Linked DNA regions of Homo sapiens: region 1 is linked to region 2. A link is a loop called in an ENCODE intact Hi-C map of the cell type or tissue named here. Cell type or tissue: Caco-2. All regions are shown on one strand. Links, peaks and the distances in the headings refer to the core of each region. The heading gives the core; the rest is flanking DNA.

The links. A loop is a pair of places that touch in the nucleus more often than their neighbours do. Peaks named below come from ENCODE experiments on the same cell type or tissue, not always from the same donor. Only the 100,000 strongest peaks of a DNase experiment are listed, where the experiment ranks them.
Region 1: a loop joins it to region 2, with 2.4 times the contacts of the local background. A loop is called at or near these places in 1 of 110 quality-filtered maps.

Annotation. Positions count from the first base shown.
Region 1 is chr5:143,669,960-143,675,344 of GRCh38, reverse strand. It overlaps LOC105378210 (a long non-coding RNA gene), which reads right to left. Exons shown (of 3, transcript XR_944377.3): 3 at 1-2,766. Among named protein-coding and RNA genes, the nearest start is that of MIR5197, 7.2 kb to the left of the region's middle. In Caco-2, for the core only: no CTCF peak of the experiment used is centred there; no DNase peak of the experiment used is centred there.
Region 2 is chr5:143,567,666-143,573,050 of GRCh38, reverse strand. All of the region lies in intron 1 of LOC105378209 (a long non-coding RNA gene), which reads right to left. Among named protein-coding and RNA genes, the nearest start is that of MIR5197, 110 kb to the left of the region's middle. In Caco-2, for the core only: no CTCF peak of the experiment used is centred there; DNase peaks (open chromatin) are centred at 2,700 and 3,570.

The DNA of each region.
Region 1 (5,385 bases), core at 173-5,172, 100 kb before region 2:
AGAGGTAACACTAGAGCAATGCAGGTCCAGCTGCTTGGTCTTCATTAGGAGGGCTTGGTTTTTTCCCATGTTTTCCCATGTTGTTGAGTATGGGAGTAAGAAAATGCTTGTCCTTAGCGAATACTTTAAGAGCAATTGTTCTGAATACAGAATGAGGAAACTGGAGTTTAAACTTTGCAGAGCCATTGCTAAGAACATCTCCTTCCTAATGATGCCTTTCTTTACAGAGCCTCATAGAGTTCATACAGCTCTTCACAGAGTTGGCTTCAAAAGTGGTCCCAGAGATGAATGGGCAAGCCACTGTTGCCAAGCCTGCTGAGAATCTGAGATGTCAAAGTGAAGTGGCTTTATAAAAGACACTTGTTTCTGCTTAGGTTCTAAAGCATCTAAAAGAGGAAAGAAAAGTTACCATTTAAAGCCAGAAACTTGACTGCCTTCTTTTTGCAGGCTAGGGGAAAGCAGAATCCACCTCAGGAGAAAAAGCTTTGTATTCAGGAAAATGCCTTGCTGGAACTATTTAGGTGTGCAATGTGAGCTGCTGCCTCTTCCCAGGCATCATATTTCTCAAAGGAGAAACAAAAACAGCAATATCAGTGCACTTAACATAATAGGAGAGAAATTTGGGAATGAGGACCCTGCAAAAGACAAAGAGGGAAATCACAAGAAAGACCAGGAAAATAAAAGGAGACAGATCTGGGAGGAGAGACAGCAACAAGGAGCTGCCAGAGGCAGCTGGTGGACCAACCATTGGCTGCGTGTCACCCTCGGCCACTCCTTTATTCACAACAGCCTTGGGGGGAAGTGGAAGGAATTCAGGGACAAGTTTGGGAAAGAAAGTATGCCACCCTTCTACTCTCACAGAAATACTGACAAAGCACTGTGGAAACATTAAGAACCAACCAACTAGCCCTTTCTTGGAGAGTCTGGGCTTCACCAAGAAGGTGATGGAAGGGAAGGTGCTTACCCACTTGGGCAGAAACAGCAGGCAGGGCATTTCTCTGAGGGTACAGCATATGCAAAGGCTTGGAGGTCTGAAGGGACCTGAGGAGCTTAGACAAAAAGCCAAATTGTGGTAGCTCTTTTTAATCAGGCTAAAACATGTTTTTCTTTACTGTTAAAAAGTGAGTAACTAAAGAAGGAATTTAGGCAGGAGAAAGACAAACAGATTTGTGTTGTACAAAGACAGCTCGGGTGTGTGCCTTCCAACCACTTATTTACTCAACAAATATTCACCAAGCTCTTTTGTGCTGGGGCTATGCTAGGCACTGGCGATGTGGTGATGAATTAACAGACTAATTCTCGCTTTCATGGCACTCACAGCTTGGTTAGAAGATAGATGTTATAAAATAGTCACAAAAATTAAAGTTTAATTTTAAGTGGTGGCAAATGCTATGCAAGGAGTGCTTTGATGGAGAATTAGAAGGGAGACCTAACTTTGATTGGGCCTCAGGAGGGAGTCAGTTCATTTAGGGCCACCCACCTGAAACTTGACAGATGAACACACATGAGCCAAGCTAGAAGGGATATAGGGGCTACATACCACCTGGGGAGCTAGAGGCTGAACAGTCAATCAGGAAACTATTCTGAAGGTCCAGACAGGTTCCTGAATTTTCATCTACAATTCAGGGGTTTGTCTGTGTTGGTGTTTAAAGCCACCTGTAGCTCTGAAGTTCTACAGCAAGTAAGCATCTGCTCACATTAGGCTAGGAGAGGATTAGGAAGGAAATGAAAGATATGTAAGATAGGGGTCCTCAACAAACAGTGACTGTCCAACAAATTGAGCTTTTGGTAGAGATTCAGAGAGTTTAGCTGTAGGGATGTATTAAACTTCATAGATCCTTGATAAAATTCTTACAGTACTTTTAGTTGTTTCTCACTGAAATGTTAGAACCATGTACCACTCCCCAGAACCCAACTTCTGTTTCTTAAAGTTTCTCCTCCTGTATTCCCTCTTATTTAGGGCTCTCCAGTCACAAAGTATATATGTGTATATATATTTGAAACTTACAATGTCTAATACAGAATTGAACACACACTACACATCATCATCATCATCTTTATAGTAGAGATAAAGGTGTTATTAACCAGCCAAAGAACTGCCATGTAATTGGTGACCACCAATAACATACAGGGACAGTGCCTTGCACTCAAAACTATTTGGATGGATACATGAATATACAAATGAACTCTGCTTCAAAGTGTTCAACTGAGAAACAGTACAACACCTGCCACAATCTCTCTAAGGCTGTGATACACATAAAGTGTGATTCTGTGCTGTCCTTAAGTGCTTCCACTCATGTGATAGACAAAAGGCAGGAGGTGTTCCCACTCATTCCCTACACTCTCAAAACAATTCTTGTTCTGCCCACTCAGTTTCTCTTCCCACCCCTGATAAGCTCCAAAGAGCTTCTCTCCCTGATTTTCTGGGCTTTTATATTCAGAACTGGGAGAAAATTGAGCAAAAGAGGTGAAAATAGGCTTTGGCCAGGCTTGAGGGAATGGAGCAAATTTTATTTTTGTTCTTTTCATATTTATGGGCCACTTTTTCAGTAATTTTTATACTTTTACATAATAGTATCACATCATAAATTCTACTTTCTTTATGGGGGCCATTTTAAATAAATCTTTACTTTGTTGGTTTGCTTACCTTCACATCCCCAGGAAAAGTTTATTGTCTGTCCATCTGCGCATCTGTGTGTATGCCTGTGTGTTTGTCTGTCTGTCTGTCTCCTATCTTCTTTTGGGCAGAGCAAGCTGCCAAAGAAGCTGCAGTAAGCAAGGGGAGAGGAATGGTGAGAAAAAGGGAATTTTAAGCAGGGTTACTCTAATACATGAGTCTTCTTTAGAGCATCCAAGAAAAGCAAGCAAAGGAGATCCGCTATTATGAAATTCCTCCTCGGCTATTGGACTGTTTGAACAATGAGGACACAGCTCTGAAACAGGCTAAGGGGAGACTGCTCTGATTCTCTAGGCAGTGACTGCCTTCTACTTGGTCTCCTCCTGACTGCTCTTCTACTTAGTGATGACAGATTCTAATTTCAGAAATGTAGACACAGGAGCTGAAACAGGTGCAGGCCTAGACTCATGGAGAGAAGGTTTAGGGAGGCACATTTAAGCTCAGTGCATTTACAATTTTTCTAACAAGTGGAAGTAATCCATGAAAGAGTGTGTACCCTGCCAAAGTGTTAACAGCACTGATGAAATAGGTCTCATTGTAGGTGGCTAGGCTAAATAATACCTAAGGCCCTCACCTACACCAAAACGCCACTGATTTAGACATTCACTAAACACACATTGCATTGTATGGAGACATGTTCAACCATTGTGCAAACCCAAGATGGGGCCCTTGTCCCAACCCCACCTCAGTTCTCCAGAACCCCAAGTAACCTGGCTATTTTTCAAGCTGATTTCTCAATAATTCTGATGGGAAGAATGTACTTTTCCAGATTCCATTTTTTCCCCACATACCAAAAAGACTTGTCTAACCTGTCAGCCTATAACTACCACCAAACTCAGCATCAAGGTTTATCTTAACTTAAAAAAAAAAAAAAAAAAGACAAATACTTGTGCAGTTCAAGTGCAATACAAATAAAACTGGTTACGGGGCAGTTCAAACGATTTGGAAAAGGCTTCCTTAATATCTTGGAGAGGCAGAAGTTCTGTCAGTGACCACAAATTGAGTTCATACTACTCTTCAATACTTTGGGCATGGCAGAAAAATGTTAAAATGCAAGATTAGCCTGCCTTTGGGTGACAGTATAGCATCTGGCTCTACCCTCTGGGAGGTTCTTAATCTTCCATTATTGTCCTTTGCTGCCTCTGAAGTGGGTATTGTGGCATATGCCCTCCTTACTAGCTTTCTGTTCAGGGAAGTTTGAGGGCCAAGGGTCATTTTAAGTTCCTTGCTTTTTAGACAGATACAACTTTGTCAAAAATTCAGTAGACTTCCCATGTATTTGCTTGCATTTAGTCCCATCTGCCAGTAACATCTACAGGTTTTGTTTGAGATATGGCTTTCAAAACTGCTTTATTTCTTTGTGGATGCCTTTGAACTTAATGGCAACACACCAAATCCAATATTAGCCCCGAATCATTTGAATCATCTGTTTCTGGGCATTTGTTATTCACGGCTATTTTATATCACATTTCTCACAGTTTGTGGTTCAAATGCAGTGGGTTTTCCAATCTTTTAACGCCTCGCATTTCTGGACTCTGTGGCCTTTGATTTGTACCAATTCGTTCTAAAGTGTGTGCATGTCTCCCTCCCTTTTTTAAAATAGTACTTTGCTGACTGCAGCCAATAGTGGCCAAACCATACTACTACTTTATATCTTCTAAAACACTCCCCTTGAGCTGCCATCTCAGTACTCATGTGGTTCCTTTTCTAAATTATCACAGGTGAGAGTTCCTACATTTTTTTTCTACTGACTAGCATCAGCTCCACGTTTTTAGTCTCCATTACCAATTTCCTCTGCCTGTCACCTGACTGCTAAGCCACATACAATGGGGCTTTGTTATGGTAGCCGATACAGTTTGGATGTTTTCCTCCTCCAAATCTCATGTCAAAATGTGATTCCCAATGTTGGAGCTGGGGCCTGGTGGGGAGACATTGGATCATGGGGATGGATCCCTCATGAAGGGCTTAGTGCCATCCCCTTGGCGATGAGTGAGTTCTTGCTCAGTTATTTCACATGAGATCTTGTTTAAAAGTCTGGGACCTCCCCACCCTCTCTCTCTTCCTCCTGTTCTCACCATGTGATATGCCTGCTCCTGCTTCACCATGACTGTAAGCTTCCTGAAGCCTCACCAGAAGCGTAGCAGATGTTGGCACCATGTTTGTGTAGCCTATAGAACTATGAGCCAATTAAAACTCAATAAATTACACAGTCTCAGGTAATTCTTTATAGTAATGCAAGAACAGCCTAACACAGCAACACCCATATGTGGCATCATATGCTGGTTTTGTCATTAGCTAGTTTATGCTACAGAAACAAGCTCACCCCTCAAATATCTGTTTATTAGTATTTAAAAGCTCATTCTTTACTCAAAGTCCACCATAGGTCTAATGACTTTCTATGACACCTCCCTTCCAAGTAGTGATTCAGGGATCCAGGCTGTTTCCATCCTGTTAGTATGCAACTGGAACACATGGCAAATGGAAAAGAACGCTGAGATCATCAAGTAGCAGCTCTAAAATGCTTTGGAAAAATGGTTACATGAAGTCACTTTTCCTCATAGCCCTTGGCCTTGCCAAACAGTCCTTGCCTGTTTAGTGAATAGCAAATGTCTCTGGTACACATACTAAATCAAACTCTGAGAGTAGGGTATGAAATCTTCATTTTAATACATAACCCAGTGTTTGAGAACATTTGTTTTCAGATAGGT
Region 2 (5,385 bases), core at 169-5,168:
TCGTCCTCATTTGTAACGTGGGGAAAGGAGGAAATAATTCCTAAATTCATAGGGTTGCTGTGAGAATATGAACAGAACAAACATGGAAGCAACACAGGAACTGGGACATGATGGTACTCAGTAAACAATAGCTCTAGTGGTGACGATGATGGTGACGGTAACAGACACAGGTGGTAATAATAATGCTGATGACAGTGGTGGTGCAAATGTCATCATCCAGCATTTGAGGACTTGTGCTGGGCCCCGGACTCTGTGGGATATAAACTGGAAGTCTCAGAGCTGCTGCTTCAAAAGAGAATAACAGTGAGATTAAACTAAAATGCTTGAAAACCTAACTATTTAACTGTTATTAACAACAATGAGAATATTTAATGTTTATTCAGTGTTTGCTATGTGCCAGGAATGGCCACAAGTAGTTTATATATATTTCATTTAATCCTCACAAAACCCTTTTGAAGAACGAAGGATAATTAGCTCTGTGTCAGATTAGAAACCCAGGACTCACAAAGGTGAAGTTCTGGATAAAAAAGCAATTGCTCCCATCTTCTCTAGTAAAACTGAGAATCGCTGACTCCTACCACTGCATCAAAACACAGAGTGCATTGTACCCTATGGTAACAATGGATCACTGTCAACATCTTCTACACATATCAATTTGCGATTTTTTGGGTACCCCCTTGTTCCTGGCAAGCAATATGCAAGAGAGACTAACTGTAACTGATGAGCCCCTGAAGAATAGTGATTCTGTCTGCCTCTGCAATACATAGCACTGGTTATTTCTTCAATCTTGCTATACTTTAAGAGAAAGAGGCAAATCTTAAATATATTTTTGCTCATAAAATAAATCTTGCAAGGGCGCTGTTCTTTATAATGTCAATAATATTCAATGCTTACAGTAATGGATTAAAATCAGTAGAGAAGGTGCTATTATCCTCATCTGACAAAAAAATAAATGGCACGGAGTGATGCAAGACTGTTCTAAAAGCCTAAACTGATATATTTTATATTCTAACATATGTCATCCCTGCTATTGTCTGAAGAAAAAAAAACATAGCTGAGTACATGTTGAAAATGACTTTTTTTTTATTTTAAAGGTTATTTTAGATGCCGCTATTACTTTTAAATGTAAGCATTAGTGGTTGGTGTTATTTACGGTTTATTCTGATGTGCTCATTTTCAGTGCCATTAAGCTATGTTATTATGATCCAGAATGTGTCATGTTATTAATCCCTCCAGAACAGACATCCTAACTTGTTCACAACCATATTCCCAGAAGACCTAAGGCAGTGCTGGTATGATGGTTGCTCTCAATAAATATTTTTTCTGGAAAAAAGAAAGAAATTGTAAATGTCCGATTTAGGGTCATACAGCTGGGAAAAGCTAAAGCAGGGATTCGAGTCCAGAGCATCTAACTCTAGACCCCAAGCTCATAACCACTGTACTGTATTGCCTGCGTCCCCACCAGATGTACAGTAACTATTCTAAGAGGGAAGAGGTCAGGGTGCTCTGAGATGGTGAATACGTAGGGCTTGTGCTTATGGTTCTTATGAGAAATTCACACAAATTAATAAAAGCATGTTTGAGATGCATATCAGGATTTACGCCAGAGATGGCAAACAAATAAATCAGGGAGATAGTTTGCCAGTCCCACACAGTATATCTAACATTTAAGATTGGGAGGTTTTATTTTACAGATACAGATTTCTTCCTTTTCTTAAAAAGTTGATGATCTAGAAAAACTGGATCATATTCCAGATGACTTTAATGAACTGGATCCACTGTTGCCTGCAGCCCACGCGTGTGTTCTTCAGTTTGCCCAGTTCTCAGAACTCCCTGTTTATTTTTCCTGCAAACTTCACTTGTTTATACACCTTGCCTGGCCCCCGTAGATATTTGAAGGGCAACCTCCTGTGGAGGCTCACGCACAGGACTAGGGCATATTTCAGCTTGTAGTTAGCAAAGCAGAGGTCCTTGATCAGTAGTTGCTACCACTGGAGAAAGTGAGGAGATCCTGGACCTCATGTGGACCAGGCCACCTCCACCCAGGGAAGATCAGTCTGTGGCTGCGTCAGCAGATGTTTTCTCTGAGCAGTTCCACCATCCACCATGAACTCCTGACCATCCATTGCCAGTTCTCCTTCCTGCCTTCCTTGCTAGCTGCTGATCATTAGTTCCTTTCTCTCCATTGTACAGCAAGATTCTTACTCACTTCTCTTACCACCTATTGTTTTCATTGTGGGATTCCTGTTAAAGGTGTTCAAAAAAGTTATTTTTTCTTACTTAAAAATACCTTGTTTTCAACTTCCCACAGTAGTTCCCCAAGTTCATGAGAAAGCACGACCATAGCAAGCCATGAAAATAAATATGAGACCTCCCTTTAAGCCCTTTGTTGAAAACTTAGTGTGAGGCAGTTGTGCATAAAAATAGAAGAAAATATCTTTTCTGTATCATACTTCACAATTTTCAAGGCACAATTACATCTACTATCTAATTTGATCCCCCAAACATACCAGTGAGATGGCAGAGTGGAAGTAAGATGTTTATGTTTCAGAGGAGATTTCACCTCAGAACCAAAGTCCACATTCAAGGATCAATGATCAGTGGACAAGAGAATGCGGGTTAGTGCTTAGCCTGACCCAGAATGAATCACCACAAGTACAATGCAGCTCTCACCTAACCATAGATAGTTTACCACTTTATCAGGGACCTTTGCTCTGGAAGAACTGAAACTGAAGTGCAACTGCTGAGGACCTACTCATTGGACTTCCCTTCCTCACTTCTTACCTCTTTCCTTCCTTCTACAAGTGGCTATTGAGTACCCCTATGTGTCAAGCACTGTGCGAATCCCAGGTGACACCATAATGTCTGACTGTATAATGCCGAGAGAAGGTAGCTCAAACGCTACAATACTGCCACCTTGTACTCACATGGCTCTTTATGATTTTCAAAGCCATTTTGCAGCACCCCTGTGTGCTGAGTGTACAGCCATTTTATAGATAGAATTTAAGCTCAGAAAAGCAAAGTGACATACAGCTAGGAAGCATACAGCTAAGATTCAAACCTGGTCTTAACAATGATCTTTTCATTACTGCTACTACTGGCACCTACCAGTACCTGGCACATAGTAGGTGCTCAAGAAATGTATCCTAAACATAAATTACCATCACACTGCCTCTGAAAATGACTAGAAACATCTAACGTAACATTTCTCCTTCAAGGCCAAGAAAACAGGCCTCTCAGGAATCTTTCACACCTCTTGCTCAGTAAAAGCCAACAATGCCTGAAATTAATCACTATTATTTTCACCTAAAGCCACATATGAAGCTAGAGAGATATAAAACAAACACCTCTGCTGAGGAAGATAACTGCAGATAAAGCTTCTTTCTTACATTCGTTGACATTCTTGTTTGCCCAAGAACAATCAGTTAAGGAGGAAATATTTTTCCCTATCTACCTCAAACCAAATTCCAAACCCAAAGTCCAATATTGGATAGTAAGTAGTAAAGCAAGTTGCTTAACCTTTTCATGCTCCTTTTCCCCAGCTGAGTTTCCAAGCCTAGCATGGCAAGGGTCCAAAGAGTCTCCTCTTCAATTTTTCTTCTATGTTGCAATTTGGTGGGAACAGAGGAGTGCGTGGGGAGCAGTTTGATCGGAAAACTATGGCTTGGTTTGGTTCCAATATCAGTACAGAAACAAGGGGGAGTGACTCAAGAACAAATTCTGTGGTTTGAACCTTCCCCATTGGAAGCCTGGCTGCCCACACTCTTCACTCTGGAATGGCCCAAGAGGATCTGCTGCCTGCTACGGCTCTAATTCTAGCCCACCCCTCCCTGCATAGGGCCTAGCCAGAGTCAGTTCTCCCCTCGGGAAAGGGCAATCTGGATGCTGGCAGGTAACAGAGCTGCCATCTAATCCACCCAATTCACAGCCACCTCATTCCTTCTCTACTACTCGGCCCTCATTGTCCTTACCCTGTCCAACCACATCTCTACTGCTCCCAGAATCAATGCGTACACTGGAGTGATGCTGGAAGTGATAGACAAGAGCATAAATCCTGTAAAACATAGCATATGTGGCCATAGGAGAGTACAGCTTTTAGTGGATATTTAACCCTCTAGCCCACTGTCTTTTCCACTCTTACTCCCACCTGTTTCTCTCTCTCCTGTTTAAATCACCCAGTGTTTCTCAAAATGTAATCTCTGGACCAGCAGCATCAGCATTGTGATGGTTAATACTGAATGTCACTTTGACTGGATTGAAGGATGCAAGTATTGATCCTGGGTGTGTCTACGAAGGTGTTGCCAAAGGAGATTAACATTTGAGTCAGTGGACTGGGGAAGGCAGGCCCACCCTTAATCTGGTAGCACCATCTAATCAGGTGCCAGCGAATATAAAGCAGGCAGAAAAACGTGAAAACAGAGAGACTGGCTTAGACTTCCAGCCTACATTTTTCTCCCATGCTGGATGCTTCCTGCCCTCAAACGTCGGACCCCAAGTTTTTCAGTTTTGGGACTCGGACTTGCTTTCCTTGCTCCTCAGCATGTAGACAGCCTATTGTGGGACCTTGTGATTGTGTAAGTTAATACTATATATATATATATATATATATATATATATATGAGTGTGTGTGTATATATGTATATATGTATATATACGTGACTATATATGAATATATTCATATATATATACGTGAATATATATAAATATATTCATATATATATACGTGAATATATATATTCATATATATATGTGAATATATATATGAATATATTCATATATATACGTGAATATATATATGAATATATTCATATATATGTGAATATATATATATTCACATATATGAATTTGTCAGAAATGCATACTCTCAGACCCCACCCCAGACCCACTGAATCACTCAGGGTGGGGCCCAGCCTTCTGTGTTTTAGCCAGCCCTCTATGTGACTCTGATGCACACTCAAGACTGTGAACCACTGGTTTAAACAATTTCTCCCTTCCACTGGGTATTATTCTTCTAGATCTCCTTACTGGTATCTATCTTCTCATACTTATATAAATGGACAAATATTTTGTAATCACACTAATAGAGTCTGCAAACTATAATCTTCCATATGAGGTGAGAAGAAATGTCAGCCTCTGAAAATTCAGCTAAAAGTAGCCAGTAAGGTGTCATGAGTTCAGAGAACATGAACTCTGATATCAGATGGCTCTGGGTTCAAGTTCATCAAATGTTCAAATCCACCACCTGCTGGCTGTGGGATCTTAGGCTAATTATTCACCTTCTGGACATTGCCCATAAAGCATAGATAAAGACATCCGTGTTATAGGGTTGTTATGAAGATTAAGTGAAGTAGCACATGGGAAGTGCTTGTGACATACAGTAGCCGC